2 separate regions of the Mus musculus genome follow, and region 1 is linked to region 2. Evidence: chromatin loops called from intact Hi-C (ENCODE). Cell type or tissue: left cerebral cortex. All regions are shown on one strand. Links, peaks and the distances in the headings refer to the core of each region. The heading gives the core; the rest is flanking DNA.

What was found. A loop is a pair of places that touch in the nucleus more often than their neighbours do. Peaks named below come from ENCODE experiments on the same cell type or tissue, not always from the same donor. Only the 100,000 strongest peaks of a DNase experiment are listed, where the experiment ranks them.
Region 1: it touches region 2 in a loop (20-fold over the local background); 2 of 42 quality-filtered maps call a loop at or near these places.

What each region holds. Positions count from the first base shown.
Region 1 is chr16:11,736,743-11,746,062 of GRCm38, forward strand. Snx29 (sorting nexin 29) reads left to right here. Exons shown (of 21, transcript NM_028964.4): 20 at 1,552-1,691. Among named protein-coding and RNA genes, the nearest start is that of 4833415N18Rik, 38 kb to the right of the region's middle. In left cerebral cortex, for the core only: no CTCF peak of the experiment used is centred there; DNase peaks (open chromatin) are centred at 5,408 and 6,442.
Region 2 is chr16:11,357,030-11,366,349 of GRCm38, forward strand. All of the region lies in intron 3 of Snx29 (sorting nexin 29), which reads left to right. Among named protein-coding and RNA genes, the nearest start is that of Snx29, 39 kb to the left of the region's middle. In left cerebral cortex, for the core only: no CTCF peak of the experiment used is centred there; no DNase peak of the experiment used is centred there.

The DNA of each region.
Region 1 (9,320 bases), core at 646-8,645, 380 kb after region 2:
CTCAGGAATGAACATCTAATTGCCTGATGTGGAGAGCAAGGAGCAGAGTCAGCATCTAGACCCAGTGAGCACAGGTCAAGGGCTGGAAGATCCTATTTGTCTTGATCCCACCAGGCTGTGGAGGTTTAAGCCTGGGGCAGTGCTGGCTGTGCCCATCCAGCCCTCAGCACTAGAGTTGCACACTGGGGCAACTCATGGAGAAGAAGACGTCACCTGCTAATAGATTCTCCCTGGTTCTTCCTCCCATACAGTTCCTCAAGGAGACTTCTCAGAGCACACACATGGTACTGAAGTCTCAGAAAAACCACAGTAATATATGTAACTTAACTAAGTGTGCCTGGTACTGCAGAGCCTTATTTCAGTGGACTTATGAAAATAAGCCAGTCTCTGTCACCAGGCATCCTGTTCACTCATGCTTATCCCAGGCTGTTTGGGAGTTCTCTGCTGGAGAGCGAAGCACTAGGAGGCTTATTTGTCTAGGTACCATCCAATACAGTGGGCAGAGTATTCCTAAGACCCTGGTGAGATGAGCTCCCTCTGGCTCAGGGGGTTACTCTGTGGTCCAGTGCAAGGGTGGAGCTCTGCTGTAGGCAACACTTTCCACCGTTGCTGTGTGATCTACCAGATTGAGACTACAAGTCCCTGCCCCTCCACAGCTTTCTCTCCACACCAAGCCACCACTTGCCCAGTAAGGCCTCTGCTGGCATCCATACTGCCCACATTTCTTTGTCATAATCCAGGACCCACCTGGGCAAGAGTAGAAGTAGGCAGGGAATTTGAGGGGGAGGCATCAGATCATCACAGAGTTCCAAGCATAGGTGCAATGGTGCAGGGTACTGTCTGGAGGAGCTAACCCTGCCTGCAATGGCCAGAAAGACACAAGACAGAGTAAGCCCAAGTAAGGGTGAGCCTCCAGTGCACACCCAGGTGTGACTGTGACTTGGACACTGTGCCCACCTGAGGGCTGTGCCATGCAGCTTTAGCCACATGTTGAACCTTGTGTAATCAGTGACAGGTTCATATTTTGAAAAACTGAAGATAAACTGAGCATGTACTGCAGAGGAGTAGCAGTGTGGTTGATAACCTTATACGCCTGTGTGGTTACTACAGGCATTTATGCTGTCTTTGTGACCTCCGTTAGAGTCAGTGCAATGATGGCTTGTATTTACTGCTCTGGCCCTGGTCTCTGATGCCACACTTGGACTATTGTGGCATCTAAGAAATAACAGCCACACCTGGTGACTCATTCACTCACTCAGCCATTTTTGGAATCATACTCTACACAGATATTGGGCCACCTTTCCAGTCATCCTTCCCATAGCACATGTGAAGTCATGCAGATGGTTTGTGCATAGGCGTGCCCCTTGGCTGATGCCTACCCCACCTTGGGCATGATGGAATAGAACAGAGTCTTGCACATAGCAAGCCAGCATGCCACTCTCTACTGCAGCCCCTCTGCCAGTGTCACCTGATGGGTGCATGTGGGACAAGATCATCTCTGAACTTAGGAAACAAGTTTACTGAGTGTACACCTTCCACCTGTGTCCCTAGGATGCCAAGTTTGTGGAAGAGCGGCGAAAGCAACTCCAGAGCTACCTACGCAGCGTCATGAACAAGGTCATCCAGATGGTGCCTGAGTTTGCTGCCAACCCCAAGAAGGAGACCCTGGTGCAGCTGGTGCCCTTCTTTGTGTGAGTACCTGCCCTGGGGCATGCTCCTGGACACTGCACTCTGCCCCCTTTGCACCTTTAGAGAGTTAGGAGCCAGAGATTCTGTAGGTTCCCTGGTGCTGTGGCGCTATGGGGCTTGGGAGCTGTCGGTGGTGCTGAAACGCTAATTCCACCCTGGACCTTACCAACCTAGTGTCTGAATGGACATCCTTGATGGTCCTCCGTTCAAGACTGAGTTTAATTGTTTTTATTACATGCTTTTACTTGTGTGTGCATGTGTATTGTGTGCTACATCTCATGTGTGGAAGACCGAGGACAACTTGCAGGAGTTGTTTTTCTCCCTCCACCATGTAGGTCCTAGGGGTTCTACTCAGGTCACCAGGCTTGGGAGCATGTGCCTTTACCCAGTGAACTGGTTGCAGCACTGGGAGATCCAGGCCAAGGGAAAAATACCTGTCTTTTTTCACTTTCTGAGTGCTCCCAAAATGAAACATTCAGTGTTGATATTTGCAATGCATAGTTCATAGACTCAACAAAGAGTTGTCTTCCTGACCTGGCATCTGTGCCCTGAGGTGATGGCATCTTCCTCTTCACTTGTCCCACACCACATGATGCTTCTGCTTACTGGTTCCATGTACCCACAACTCTGGTGCTGTTGTTAGGAAGATGTATCTAGGCAGTGCTTTGGAGTGGTGCTCTGTCCCAAATGCCTTCATTGTCTGGATCATTTATGTCCTTGAGTTAAGATGGCCAAGATCATGAAGTCCTGTTATTCTCATGGTCTCCAGGTGTGGGAAGGTAATGATACTATTTATAATATACTCTCCTTGTGGAAGTCCCAGGTGTGAAAAGCCTCAGAAAAATCTCCACAGGTGGGTTTGAGAATCTCACTTGAGAAGCCCTTGTCTGAGTCTGTATAATTTCCAGGGACAAAATTAGAGTGTCCTTCCACTGAGGCTCTTTAAAACAGTATGCAGAAAGGTACCTGGGCTGTTCACCACACAGCGATGTTCTAACCAGAAATGGGTGGATTTCTACTCTGTGGGATGTGCCCAGAGTTTCCAGGTTGAACTTTGACCAGACAGACAGACAGGCAGAGAGCTACTCTCTGCAAAGATCCTTTTGTTGTAGCTGAGAAGGTCACTCACTGGTTTTGCTACTCTTGAGGTTTTGTGAAGAGACATAAGTCTAATGCATTGTGTATTGAAAGATGCCGTTTCTCCTATTTAAAAGAGATGAATTGGGACACCACATTTCCCCACTATCCAGTTATTAGTAGTGCCATGTTACATCATGAAGAACACTAGCTCATCTCTTAGGCAGCTCCAGCCTGGGTATCTGTTGGGAATTAGCCTTTCCCTCTGAGCCCCAGCAGTTTGGGCTTTTTAAGGGAGTTCCAGTCCAGGCCCAGAAGGACTGATGACAGGGAATCTGAGAGAAGGATGGTCCCCAAGGACACGATGGTTCCCAGCTGGCTCCAGCAGTCCAGTGCCACAGACCAGCGTTCATTCCTACATGCTAGGTCGCTGGATTGTGACAGCTATATGTCAGTGTGTCCAGCAGGGACTGAAGGTCCAGCTGTTAGTGCCAGTCAGTGCTGAGAGAGAAATTGTCTATTCCTGATTAGCACACAGAACACAGGGTCCAATTTTGTGGGTTTAAAGAACAAAAGAATTTCAGCAGAAAATTTGGGGAAGTGGAATTTTGAGTAAACACTAGGCTGTACTCTGGTCAACCCCCAATAGTCTTATCCCTTTGGCTTTCTTTGAAATTGCAGTAATTAAGTTCCCTCTCCTGTCTTGTGAGTAGGCGAGATTGCAAGGTGAAAGCTATAGGTTGTTCTTATTTTAGGGTCAGAGAGGTAATCTGCAGCCAAGTCTTGTACATGTTGGTAGGGATCCCCAAGATGTTTTCTATCTGTGTTACACAGACACACTACACAGGCATACACAGACAGGTGTGTGTGTGTGTGTGTGTGTGTGTGTGTGTGTGTGTGTGTGTGCGTGCACAAATGCACAGATACACAGAAGCAGGCACATATGCACATAGGCACACATAAATACACATGCATACACATATATGAACTTGTCAACTAAAGAAATAAATCCCTTAAAGCATCATGTTAACAAATCTCTACAGCTTGCACCTTGTTTTTTTTTAGACACTGATTCAGGATCTTAAAGGTCCCATCTAGTGAGTGAATGTCCACACATGTGATTCCTAAGAGTGTTGAGGTGATCTGGGCCAGCCCCATGCTCCTGCCTCATCTCATCGTCCTCTAGGCTCTCACTGCGTGGCTGCTGTGCTTGTTTTACTGGTGGAGCTGTGTGAAGGTTGCCAGTAAGGATTGTATACCAATCCTGCAAGGATTTGTAGCAGTTCAAGATTATAGCAATGCGATTACATATGTGAACTATTTTATAACGTGGAAAAGCAAAGCAAAGGCCAGCCAGAGAGGAGACATGGCTGATCTCAGGGCCCCTCCCAGCCTGTGGGAAGCCTGGGCGGGATGGTGCCCTCCCCTAGGTTGGGGATGTAGCTGAGAAACTTACAGCCCCATGGACAGACCCAATCCTTCTGCTTTTGATATGAGCGGACAGTGGGGTTTTCTTGTCTGTTTTTAAGTGAAGCAGTTGCCATTGTAAAACAGCTAAAAACATCAGGTTAAGACATTGAAATAATGCCAGGCTTCTCTTGAACATAAGATTGATCTTGACCTGTCCCCACCATACGACACTCAGCTTTGGGCACTGGTGACTCTGTACTCCTAGGCCTTTGTCTCTTAGATGCTAACCCAGCTTCCCTAGCACACACATGATTCTCTGGCTGGTTTCTTACTTGCTCACAGTCTTACACTCACAGGGCCTGCTTAACTGCAGAGACTCAAAGGCATGGCCCTGGATCTTGACCATCCTTCTAGGAACCCTTTCACATAGGTAATGGACTTGATATACCCTGTCCCCCACACTGCTGTCATTCATTCTGCATCTGCTTATACCATGTGCCTGTCATTCTGTTCTGTGAGCCAGACGTAGTTTACTTCCTGTTCCAGTAGCCTGCGCCACCTGGAGATGGGGCAGGGATCAGGGCCAATCAGAGTTTCTGAGAGGAGCTGGCTGGTGAATTCCCTCCTGAATGTGCCTATAAGTTCTCAGAGTTCTGCAGTCTTGGGTCTGGTGTTGCATGTAGCCTGCTTCCACATATACTTTGCAGTTGTCAGTGTTGTTTTGTGTTTGGGAGGTCGAGTGTGCCCACTTTTGGCCTGTTTCCTCCCTTGGCAACAAAGCCTGCAGCACCCAATGCTGAGGCTGAAAGTAGGGCAATGGGAAGAGGGCATTTCTTCTCAACCTTGGCTTCTGTGCCAGTGTGGCACACGGGAGTGCTGGAGTCCCCACCTCCAGGTAGGGAGAAGAAAGATAGCAGCTCTCACTGACCACTCAGGAGCCCCACGTTGTCTGTTCTCTCCTGGTGGGTCCCAAGGGATGTAACCTGCTGCAGAGGTTTGCTCAGACCCAGGGAAGGTGAGGCCCTTAAGGAAGGGAGCCTGACTTCACATCACATGGCCTCAGTGATTTGCTAGGCTGCCACTTACCATATTATCATTAAAATGTTTCTTTGCAGTGTAACTCATCCCTTGGAAGCGTCCATGTCCCTGGGAGGGACAGATGGGGGAGACAGAATAAAGTAGGTCACAGCACAGACCCCCACGTGGAGGTTCAGCAGAAGTGTGGGCCGTGTTTCTCCACCCACTGTTGCTTTTACTCCAAACATTGTTAAATATAGTTTCTGATGAGACTAGAAGAGCCATGTTCTCCCAGAGAGCAATTAAGTTTAGTCCAGGGTCGCAGTGGGCTGCTGTGTGCTCTGCCAGGGCCCACTTGAGCCCACATGGAGGCTTTTTTGCTTCAAAAGGTGTTACTGACTCGTACAGCTCAGAACTTTTTATCTTGAGTCAGTGTGGTGGATCGTCAAGAGCCCTCTAGGCTCCACAGTCCTCATTACTTCAGAGATGTTCAGGACATCACTGATGCACAAGCTACATGGCCGCAAGCAGAAAGGGTTTAAAAATAAGTGTAACTGCACTGGCATTTGGGGCGCGAAGGATCATGGCTTGCTTTGCTGGACTCTGTCCTTCTGTGGACTCTAATCCCAGGGAGCTCCCCCGCCCCACCCAGGGCAGGGGGCAGTCTCTGTCCTTGCATCTCTATTTAGTTAGGAGGCACTGGGCAACACTTGTTGTATGCTGGCCTGTGGCTTACAAGGACCGGGTACACCAGGGAGGCAGGCTGGGGCTGAAAGAGACTTAGAGGGCGTGAGGTTAATGGAGCCAAGACATGATTCTGTTCGAGGCTCTCCAGTTTACTATGGGAGTCTACTTATACAAGGGGAAGGTCCATCCCCTGCCAGTCCATTCTTGGTGTCTGGAGCCAGCCTGTAGGTGATGTGTAGAATAGGATGTTCCTCCAGAATGTATCAGGTGCTTCTCAGCAGGTAGCAGTGTCTTGGAGAGAGCAGTGGCAGGTGGCAGAACAAAAGAGCCATCTAGGTCAGAAGGCTCCCCCTTAGGGTAATTTCCTTCTCAGTGGCAGCAAGGTCAAAGTCTGGATCAGCCTGCTTCAGGGCTGAGGGAGGCTACAAACCCTCGAGGTTGTTAGCCTTGCACCCAGCCCTCCTGAGCTGTTGTGTTTCGAGGCTCATATCCCTCTCCCTTCCTCCTCTCCATTTTCATTCTTCCCTGTTGCTCATCCTGCCTTTGCAAATGCTGAGCGAAATGGCAAACACAGGAACATCCTTGCAAAGACAGTAAACACTAGTATGTTAATCTGCATAGGATGTATCACAGGAGCTGTAAGAAAGCACACTCTAGAAGCATGAATCTGTGTAGTTACAGCCTCCCTAGGAGGTAGGCATGGCACACACTGCTGTAGCAGTGCTGGTGGTATTGGCTGGAGTCCTCCCTGCCTAAGGTATTCACTCTAGGCTGTTGCTATGTCAGTCTAACCCAAGCTAGTATTGCCCGTTTACTGCACTGGTCACTGTGAGTTGCTATAATAGTGAGTGGAAAACATGAGGATATTCTAAGAACAGGTTCTTGTTGGTGCAATCTTCAAGTCTGATTTTTGGAATTGAAATCATGAAGACTCCTCTCACTTAGGGATTTGGAGCATCCTTCTTCAGGATGCAGGTTCCCAGGACACTAGTGAGAACGACTGACTTGGGAGTCACTGAGGCGGCCAAAGAAAGAGGGAGGAACAAAACACAGCGATGACCAGTGTTGGGCCCTGAGACAGGGTAGAATGTAGCCTGGCCAGGCAGAGGGGAAGCTGGGAAGGAACTGTCAGGGTTGAAGGGGATCAGGGTTTTCCAGAGTTCCTCCTTTGTCTGAACAGCCTGTGAAGCACAGCCTCAGAGCATCAAGAGTAGCAAGCTCTCTGCTCCTAGGCTGCTAAGTTGGCAGAGGCCCCACACAGCAGGTGGTGTGCCCACAATTGTGGTGGCATCCCTGCCACCCCATCAGTGTAGCAGTGTACTGAGTTAGCCATCAGGGTCAACATAGGGGAAGCAGGAAAGTGTGGAGGGGTTGCTTGGGCCAGCGTGCTTTTGGGCGTGGCCTTTCTCAACGGGCAGCTGTGGGAAGCCCTCATTCTGCAGTGAACAGTGTATAGAGAAACAGGACCCTGTGACTATGGTGCCGTGTTGCCATGTTGACATGGTCTGAGCAGGCTCGTTGGATCTTGTAAAGCTATCTGCAGACCTGTGGGCTCCATAGACAGGAGTGAGACAGGTGTTGAAAACAATGTGTTCTTCACCCTGTCGGATGCCCTGAGCTAGGCCGGGGCTTCCTCCCATTGGGTCACTGGAACCCACTTGCTCCCTTGGTGTTTGTGTTGCTGTTACTTCCCCAGGTGAGAAAATGAGCGTGAGGATGAAGTAAGGCAGTGCGCTGCTGGGTGTGGGACTGGGGTCACAAGGGGAGGGACGAGCCACAGAGCTTTTCTGCCTCTCCTACTAGTTCACCAGTGCCATCCATGTTCAGGGTTGCTATTCGGGGTCCTTTTGCCCAAGTCAGAATAAAGCCTGGTGGGGGGCATGCGGCTGTTCTCTGTTTCCTGGGGAAGTCCCCTGGGTACAATCTGTGCCTGCTGCAGCCCCTCCAAATGATGACCACAGACAGCTGTCTGGCACTGCCCTAGATCCTACCACAGCCTGCACTTCAAGTAGTGCAGGTTTCAGAAAGAAAGGTTTGGAAAATGATGCTGAGGAAGATGCAGTGAGGAACTTGGGTCTGGCATTACTGTAGAGCATGGTCTCAGATGTCTGCTCCACACTGTGCCTGACCTGTTGTTCCTAGCTGGCTTGCTTGGGAGCCATAGCCCTTTCATGTCCCTTGTGTGTCCAATATGCCCATTGTATGCTAAATGGCCCTAGAACATCGAGACCCATAATCTGCCAGCCCAGCAGTGGAGCTCGGGAGCAGTGGTAGACCACTGCCTGGGAGGTGTGGACTCAGGAGTGGTGGAGGACTCGGGAGCCGTGGTAGGCCACTGCCTGGGAAAGGAGCAGAGCTGCTTGGGTTCCTCTTGTTCATACTCGGGAACTTGCTGCGACAGGGCTGCAGATGTTTTTCACTGACTTGTTCTGGGAAGGCAGGTTGAGAACCTACAAATACAACAGGAAGCTGCCATCCTGTTGCCACTTAGAGCCATTTGGCACTTTTTCCTTTCAAGGGCTCAGTAGTGGCATCTGTGGAGATGGAGGGCTCTGGGCTGGGTGTGGCCTGAGGCTGTATCCTACTCACTAACTGTGGACTTGCCCCTCCACAGGCTTTGTGCCTCCATTCCCCCTTCTGCAGACAGTGTTGGAGGTGGCATGCTGAGGCTGAGCTGTGCAGGAACCACAGAGCTACAATCGTTACAGCTGCTGGCATCGCTCGTGGGGATGTGCACAGAATTCCTGAGCTCCATAGGAACAGGGCAGAGAGTGTGTGGCATTGTGAGATGTCAGGGGCACAGCAAGCATGTTCACTACAGACTGCAGTGGGGGAGCTCTGTCCACATTGCAGCCATGTGAATGCAGAAAGAGCAAGACTTGGTCACACAGACCTGCAGTCAGTGTTAGACCTTCATAGCCTGTGGCCTGGCTCACTCTCTGCCTCAGTGTCCTTACCTGTAAAACAGGGCTGAGTCACAAAGACCCCAGAGGCTTAAGAGTATTAAAAGAAATGCTACCAAGTATGTGCCTTTGCAGGGTGCCGTTCTGACTGCAGTTACAGCCTAGCTCGTGTTCAGAGTCTCACTTTAGTCCCCAAAGGATATGGCTTAGCAGCATAGATATTACTACAATTGCCTGCCCTACTTCGTGGCTTTTATTTTTAAACATTGGAGCCTCAGAACATCCAGTTTGGAGAAAGGGAAACAGATTAGGTTATTTTTGGCACAGTACCCTCCATCCAATTTAGGGTTAGTGGGAAAAAAAAAGAAGAAGAAGAAGTACCAACCCCCTGTAATAGTGGAGGTGTGGTGGCAGCACATGGGCACCAGGCGCTGAGGTGACTCGTTTCACCGTGGTGCCACCTCATCCTGGTGAGAGCTTTTCTGTCTGTGGGTCAGGTAGTCACACAGCCTTCACTTCCAACTTTAAAATGTGCTG
Region 2 (9,320 bases), core at 397-8,396:
TCTGTAGACCAGGCTGGCCTCTAACTTAGAAATCTGCCTGCTTCTGCCTCCCAAGTGCTGGGATTAAAGGCGTGTGCCACCACTGCCCGGTTCGGAATTTTAATTTTTTAATTTAATTTATTCTTTGAATTAAACTTGGGTCCTCTGGAAAAGGAGTCAGTACTCTTCACTGCTGAGCCATCTCTCCAACCCAATAAGATGTGTAAAATGCCAAGTACCATCCCTGAATGTCATTGTAAATTTGCTGTCTGAAGAGATCTTGTGGGCCTGTGAGATGGCTCACAGGTGGCTATAGAGGTGTCTGCCATCAAGCCTGGTTGTTGTAGATCCCAATTATCGCTACCCAAGTTGATCCAGGTGGCAGCTGCAGTGCGCATTCCTTGCTACCCACCCCAGTGTTTTGGGTTCCTGAATGAAGTACATGCACACACAGCCTTTATATGCCTTAGACAGCTCAATGGTTGGGCCACTTCCTAAACTCTATGTGGCTGGTCCACCCTCTGATATCCCCAAGTTATTACTTACTAAAATCTATATTCCATCTCTGCTGCCTTAGACCCAGTTGGGGGGCCCTCTTGCAGCTGCTCCTCCTACCTCCCACATGGTGGCTATGCTCCACCCCGCAACCCCCCCCCCCCCCGAACCCCCCAACCTGCACCTTCTTGGCTTAAAAGTCCCACCTCTGTCTCCCTGCTCAGCCTTTGACTGTCAACATCTCTATTTACCAACCAGAAACAACTGGGGGTGGGATACTGCAAACAAGTTTTTTGGGAACCTGATTAGCATGAGAATCCAAGCAGCTATATGTGGTGAACAAAATTAAAACCCCGGGACTCCCATAAGTTGTTCTCTGTCTTCTATGCATGTGTATGCATATACACACAATAAATAAATGTAGTAAACATAACAAACTTCTAGGGTTCAGCTTTGCCTGAAGCATGAGTCCAGCTGGGTTGGGTGGCATCATTTGGAATCTTTGTCAGGACAGTTGCTATGGTGTGAGTTTGTTCCCTCAGAGTTCATGTATTGGTGAATTCCTCAGTGGGAATGTGTGGGGAGGTGGTTAGGCTGTGTGGGTGAAGCTGCCCTCAGCTGAGGAGTGAGTTTGCTGTGGGTTTCAGTCCTTTCTGTATGTTGCATATACCTCCCTGCCTTTCTTGCTCTCCTCCTTGAGTTGAAGCAGGAGATCCTTACCTTGTTCTAGAACCTTAAAACAAAATAAACCCTTTTTCTTTATAAGTTACCCAGTCTCAAGTATTTTGTTATAGCAACAGAAGATGAACAGACAGTGGTATAGTGGTGTGCTTGCCAGAGATTTTCAGGATTGACTAGTAATGTGACCTAGGGAATGTTTTGACTAATGAGAATTAGATGCCAGGACCGAAAGGAGGCCGGTAATTTTCGAATCCAGAGGCTGGCACACCAGGAATACCTCCCAAGTAGGGATGGCCTGGATGCCAGAGAAAATGCCAGCTGTTCACTCAGGAATCTCTGCTCTCTGCTGGGTGCTGGCAGGAGGATCTGGCTGAGGGAGCTCTAGGACCCTGTTGGCTTCTCTACTGAGAAGGGGCATTTATAATGGGAACAAACATACTTGTTGGCTTTGCCTATGTGTTGGGATGACAGTCCATTTGATGGTATTATGCAGTCTGACAGTGATGGTGGCAAAATTATTAGTTTCACATTAGGCCAGTGGTTCTTAACCTGTAGGTCAAGATGTCTTTGTTGTGGGTGGAGGTAAGGGTGGAGGCAGAGGTATGGGTGGGTGGGGGAGGCAAAGATGGGGGTAGGGCCCAATGACCCTTTCATAGGGGTCACCTAAGACCATTGGAAAACAGGTATTATGTTACATTCATAATAGTAGCAAAATTACAGTTGTGAAGTAACAATGAAAATAACTTTATGGTAGGGGTCACCACAACAGGAGGAACTGTATTGAAGGCTTGCAGCATAAAGGTTGAGAACCACTGCCGTAAGCTGTAGCAGGAAAGAGGGATGGTTTCTTTATCACAGACGCGAAAGCTTCATCATGACCAAGACTGGTATGGAGATTTGGGAAGTGGAGTGGAGAGTGGAGCCAGGCCTGGTCCCCAGTGTGGCTCCGCTGTACCCACACATCTTCCCCTCCTTCCTTGTCTGTGCTCCCCAACTGAGAGGTTTGCGTTTCTGCAAGTGTTCAATGCTAAATGTCATGATATTAAATTCCTTTCAGGTCCTCCCCAGGTTCAGGCTTGGCTTGGTATGAAGTGGAACGAAATGAAATGGCAAATATTTGCTCATTTCTGACCTACACAATGGTAGCTGTTCAGAGGATTTCCCATTACTATGTTTCTTACAGCTCAGTCTTTAAGCAGTGCAGGTGTCACTTGTCTGACCCTGGCAGAGTCAGAATGTGTCTTTAAATCATATTTACGTTGAGGAATAGTCTGTAATCTGTCACATGGTGCTAGTCACAGCAGCAGTAAGTCAAGCTGAAGAAGAGAGACGAGAGAAGTGCCAGTGAGTCCTCAGGTACGACAGACAGAAGTTGCTAAGGTGCTGGGAGGGAATGAATTCCTTTGGCACTGGACCTGCTATGAGTTTGGGGGTTGACTCGATGCACAGTGTTTATCAGTGGACCTGCATGTGTGGTGGGGACAGACAGAGGGAGGGAGAGAGTAGTGCTATTTGAGAGTTTGGTCTTGTGAGGTTGCCACAGCAAGATCCAGAGGTTCTCCTGTGCAGGATGGAACAGCATTCAGAAGTGTAGCTGAGGCTTGCCTTTCCCTTTAGACAGGTCCTGTCCTAGAAGAGAGCGGCAGCCATTGCTTCTCAACCCTGCCTGTCACTGCCACTTGTTTTCCCTCAGAACAGGTTTGTTCCGTGACTTCGGACTCGTTTGCCTTCTCTTGGAGTGGGAGCTCAGAGGCTGGATGCATGGCTGTCCTCCATGGACAGCAGAGCACAATGGGGAAGTTTCCCTTCAGTTAGAGATGAGGAGTGCAGGGCGCTGGAGAGCACAGGGTTGGGACTGCGGAGCTTGAGCCCAGCATTGCCCAGGCCACACCACGCTCTAGGTTTGGGCTGTTCCCGACTTGCCTGTTTCCCTGTCTGTGGGGATAGAGAGAATACAATAGTCACGTGAGGCTGGGAGTCAGCGGCGTGCAGCCCTTCCTTTCCATGGGCCTGCGGGGAGTCAGCTTTGTTCCTTAGCAAGTGTGTTTGCCCTTCTACACCTGCGGTGTCCTCACACTTGCTGGGCCCTCGTCACTTGTGCTGTGAGCTGGCTCAGGTGTTGAGCTGAGGGTGTATTGAGGTTAGGCGAGGAACTCTCTCCTATCCAGACATTCCGGGGAAAGGAGGGCTATTGTGAATGTGTGATGTTCTCTTTACCTGTTGAGGAATTAAAAATAGCTGAAACAAAACAAAACAAAACAAAAAACATCTTGCAGTGTTGTATGCTGGCCTGCGGCTTACAAGGACCGGGTACACCAGGGAGGCAGGCTGGGGCTGAAAGAGACTTAGAGGGCGTGAGGTTAATGGAGCCAAGACATGATTCTGTTCGAGGCTCTCCAGTTTACTAAAAGAGTCTACTTATAAAAGGGGGAGGCCCATTCTCCGCAAGTCCATTCTTGGTGTCTGGAGCCAGCCTGTAGGTGATGTGCAGAATAGGATGCTCCCCCGGAATGTATCAGGTGCTTCTCAGCAGGTAGCAGTGTCTTGGAGAGAGCAGTGGCAGGTGGCAGAACAAAAGAGCCATCTAGGTCAGAAGGCTCCACTCTAGGTAATTTCCTTCTCAGTGGCAGCAAGGTCAAAGTCTGGATCAGCCTGCTTCAGGGCTGAGGGAGGCTACTTTGCAGGAGGCAGAAAAACAAAGCAGATGTTGTTCTTCTCTGTTTTTTGTTTTTTGTTTTTATGGACAGTTGTGAACTGCCTTGTGGGTACTTGGGAATCAAACCAGGGTCCTCTGCCAGAGCAGATCCTTTTTCATTGCTGAGCCATCTTTTCTCAAGGCCCTTGTAATGATCTTAACCTGTGTGGAAACGTTACGTACATTCCCTGGACATTTAGGAAACAGATGGCTTAGATCTATCTATCTATCAATGGATCTCTCTCCTTCCTTCCTTCCTTCCTTCCTTCCTTCCTGCCTGCCTGCCTGCCTGCCTGCCTTCCTGCCTTCCTGCCTTCCTGCCTTCCTGCCTTCCTGCCTTCCTGCCTTCCTGCCTTCCTGCCTTCCTGCCTTCCTGCCTTCCTGCCTTCCTGCCTTCCTGCCTTCCTGCCTTCCTGCCTTCCTGCCTTCCTGCCTTCCTGCCTTCCTGCCTTCCTGCTTCCTCCTGCCTTCCTGCCTTCCTGCCTTCCTGCCTTCCTGCCTTCCGCCTTCCTGCCTTCCTGCCTTCCTGCCTTCCTGCCTTCCTGCCTTCCTGCCTTCCTGCCTTCCTGCCTTCCTGCCTTCCTGCCTTCCTGCCTTCCTGCCTTCCTGCCTTCCTGCCTTCCTGCCTTCCTGCCTTCCTGCCTTCCTGCCTTCCTGCCTTCCTGCCTTCCTGCCTTCCTGCCTTCCTGCCTTCCTGCCTTCCTGCCTTCCTGCCTTCCTGCCTTCCTGCCTTCCTGCCTTCCTGCCTTCCTGCCTTCCTGCCTTCCTGCCTTCCTGCCTTCCTGCCTTCCTGCCTTCCTGCCTTCCTTGGTAGGGTCTCTTGTAGCCCAGGCTGGCCTTGAGCTCCCTGTGTAGATGAGGGTGACCTTGAACCTCAAGCCTCTGCCAGTTGAGTGCTGAGATCACAGGTGTGGCTTACATAGTACCAGAAATTGAACCAGGGGCTTACATGAATGTTGGGCATACACATTATTAGCCACATCCTAGGCCTCAGAAGGTTTTGAAGAACATTTCCCCATTTTATATGACTGTGTTTATCACGTGACTCTTTAATGTGTCACCTGTTGCCTACCAGCCTCTTTTTAGTTGAAGGTGGTAACTGGAAGCTGTCTTCTTATTAGCCTGGGCATGTCTCCTGGGCTTGGTTAGTTGGATCTGATGTCTCCCCCACATAGGCTTTTTTTTTTTTTTTTTTCGAGACAGGGTTTCTCTGTGTAGCCCTGGCTGTCCTGGAACTCACTCTGTAGACCAGGCTGGCCTCGAACTCAGAAATCTGCCTGCTTCTGCCTCCCAAGTGCTGGGATTAAAGGCATGTACCACCACTCCCGGTGGCTTTTTATTTTTACTTTTACTTTATATTGATGATGGAACCAAGTATGCCATGCTTGCTATGCAGGCATTCTACCACAATGGTGAGCCGCTAGGCCTGCGTGCTTTTGTCTTATTAACAAAATTATAAAAAAATTATTTTGTACATACGATACTGGGGCTGTAATCCAGTGTCTTAGACATGTTATGTAGGTGTCCTGAGTTACATCCTCAGCCCAGGCTAGTGTTGAACAAGTGGCCTCATAGCGCCTTCTCTCTGTGCTAGCAATACAACCATGTATTACTGTGCTCGGCTATGAGGTGATTCCTTCCTAGAAAAAAGATTATTTTTAGCAGATGTAGAACTCTTGGATATTTAAAAAATCTGAGCACATTTTCATATCTAACTATAGATAAACATTTATTTAGGGTGTAAGGGATGGTTCCTGAGAAGTGCCGTGAGTAGCATGGAAGCCTCATTCCCCACTCTCCTACTGTCCTGCTGGTGGAGGTGAGAGGCAGCTAGCATGCAACATGGGCTCCAGTGTCAGGCCCACCATGGCACAAGTCACTGACAGCCCGCTGTGTAATATGGACTGTGTTAGTCTCTCCTGTAACAGACAAATGAGAGGACAATGATTCTCTCACTTCTGAAGACTTGGTGATCCGTAGCTATAGTGGCATTTGCTGCTCAGACCTAGTAAGAACTTAATGGATTTGACACTTTGATTGTGTAGATCAGGCTGACCTTAAACTCACCGAGATCTACCTCCCTCTACCTCCTGAATGCTGGGATTGAAGGCGTGCCACCATGTCCAACCTGCATTTTTATTTTACACCAAGGATGCACTTCAGTGCCAATGAGAGGCCAGAGGACTCTTCATCACTCTTGGTGTTGAGGGCTTTGTTGGAGGACATTGTACTCACTGGAGACACACTGCATGGCAGGGCAGTTGTCCTCAGGACACTGAATCTGGTCATATAAATTGTGGTGACAATCATAGTGACCTACAATAATAATTAGAGGTTGTAGAAGTGACTGTGGTATTAGTGTGCAAATGGGTGGGTGGGTGCAGGGACTCTGGGTTATTCCTGGGAAGAGGTAACATACAATATGAAGGAACTATAAGGAAAGGATAAAGTGGATGGACATACAGACGTATGTGTTGTCTGTGTCTCTACTGTCCTGGGTAAGGGGGCTGCAGCAGATGACTTTCTGTCAGTTTGACATAAGGTAGGGTTATCTGGGAAGAGGGAACCTCAATTAAGAAAATGCCTCCATCAGAGGCAGATCTGTGTGGCATCTTCTTGATTAATGACTGATGTAGGAGGGCCACCCCCTGTGGGCACTGCCACCCCTGGGCAGGTGGTCCCGGGTTACATATAAAAGCAAGCAGAGCAAGCCGTGGAGAGCAAACCAGTAAACATTGCTATCTACCATCTCCACCGCACCTCTCTGGCTCCTGCCTTAAGTTCTTGTCCTGACTTCCTTTCATGACACACTATGAGATCTAAGCTGAAATACACAAACATATACATATATACAAATATACATATACAAGCACACACTTGCACACATACATACATGCATACATACATACATGAGTACATACATGCATTTGTTGTTGTTTTCTGCTTCTTGGCACACAGGTATATTTTCTCAATTGAGAGTTCCTCTCCCAAGATACTCTATCTTGTGTCAAGTTGACATACAGCTAGCTAATATATCCCTTTTCTCTGTACTTAAAGTAGTTACTCTTAGGCTATTGAGGTGGCTCAGCAGGTAAAGACACTTGCTACCATGTCTCCTAACCTGGGTTTGATCCTTGGGACCCTTGGGAAACAAATTCCACAAATTGTTTCTGATCTCCACATATGTGCTGTGGCATTGTGGGTATGTATGCACACTAAAATAAATAAAATGAAGTAAAATACCTTTTGATGTCTTTGATTGTGGTAATTTCATTTGTGTTTTCTAAGCATTGTATTGCGTATTTATCTTGTGTGTGGCATGTGCATACTACAGCACATGCATGGAGATGAGCAGACAGCTTTGCAGAGTCTAGTCTCTTCTTCACTTGAACCCTAGGGATTGAAGTCAAGCCTTCTGGCTTGGATGCAGGTGCGTTTCCCATTGAGCCTTCTTGCTGGCCTGAAACATGTTATTCTCTATTTGTATGTATTTGTATATTTGCTTTTTAAAAACTTCATGTAATTCATACATGTAGGATGTGGTCCATTTCAAATGGTCATCATGTTCGTGACAGGGCTACAGCAAGGGTGGTTGATTGACGCCATCTTGCCTCTGTGCCGTGCTGTTCATTGGTTGATTTTTATGGGTGCTATTGATCAATGTTAATGATCCATCCAACACATTGCATTGGGGATACAAATGAGGACAATCTTGTTCAGTTTTGAGGTTGCATTTATTTTTTTCAAAAAGGTCCCAGTGTGGGTATGGGATGTGGGCTAGGGCTCCTACCTAGTATGCTTGAGGCCTTAAACTTGATTCCTAGTACTACCTCCTCCACCTCCTCCTCCACCTCCTCCACCTCCTCTACCTCCTCCTCCACCTCCTCTACCTCCACCTCTGCCACCTCCTCTGCCACCTCTACCACTCCACCTCTACTACCTCCATCACTTCCACCTCCTCCTCCACTTTCACCTTCACCTCCTCTACCTCTACCCACTCCTCCACCACCTTCTCCTCCTCCTCCTCCACCTCTGCCACCTCCTTCTCCACTTCCTCCTCTACCTCCTCCTCCACCACCACCTCTACCACCTCCACCACCTCCACCTCCTCCACCTCCTCCACCTTCTTCTCCACACTCCCCTCCCCCTCCACGACAGTCATCACCATCACCATATTCACTTCCACCACCACTACCTGGGTGTGTGCCATGGTGTATATCACCATGCCTGGTTTTATGTGGTGGATTGAACTCAACTTTGTGCATGCTAAGTAGTGCTCCATTGTAAAGATACACTGCGTTTTAGCTCTTCATCCCATGAACAGCTGTAAGCACAGAAGCCTGGGTGATATTATTGGATGATTTTTTTTTTTAAACTAAAACATCTATTGTTATTAAAAACCTCACTCATTAAGAACATGTCCCAACTCATTAACTTGAAAGTAAATTGTGTGTGATAATTTCATTGAGGCAGTCAGCCTTCCACAGTGAAGTTAAAGAACATTTAGCAGAGAGAATCTGGGAAATACAGACTCAGCTAAGAAAATGTAACATGGAGGAAAGCAGGTGCTTATTTCCTGTTGTATGAATTAACACCTTACAAAATGGCAGGGAGCAATCAAAACCTTCCCTGACGTGGTTATATAGGGAGCTTCTCTGTGTGCGCCCATGTGAAATGTTAGATAATAAGTAGACCTAGCTAGGTCAAACAGAGAGGCCCGCGGGGCCTGTTGACATGGAATGGCCTCTGACTTGGTGTCATGGTAAGTAATTACAGAACAGCGCTCACCTGGGTTTTTCTGCTGTGTTAGCTTAGCTGTGACCTGTGTGTGTTGGGGAGGCAGGGCTTCTGGTGCCACAGAACCCTACAAACCTAGGGTTGTGGCTTGCCTGCATTCCATTCCACTCGGGGGCCTGGTTTTATCTGGAGCTGGCCAGGCAGTTGCTGACCTATGCTTTGGAGGCAAGCAAAGTGCCAGGGGTTGTTAAACGGATGGTTGAGTTTCCCCAGATTCACTCGAAGCTGGAGGCTTCAGTTAATAACACACTCTAGAGTTGTTTTTCCTAAGATTGAGCCCTGGTCTGACTCCAATTTTGGTTTCTGTGGATTTCATATAATTCTGTGTCCGCCTCAGCTTTCAGAAAGCCCTCAAATCCTTGCGTGCCTGTTTGAGTAGAGGATGGCAGCTACATGGCTAATGTTTAGGAGTACTTCTGCCCCACAAAGAGGGATGTCTCATTGCGGGTGGATCCTGAAACCTGTGCTTTGTAATCAGAGAAGTACAAGGGGGAGGGGGTGGAGCAGATAGTGGGTACCAGACCCTGCCTGCTGCAGGAGGTCCAGGAGAGACAAGCTAGGAGACCAAGAGTTAGGTTTGGAGATAATAGAATCCTCCTCACCAGGTCTCATAGTGTTGTTGGGGGAGTTACTGAAGTAGTTGTGAAGATGATCAACATCCACAAAGTGATCA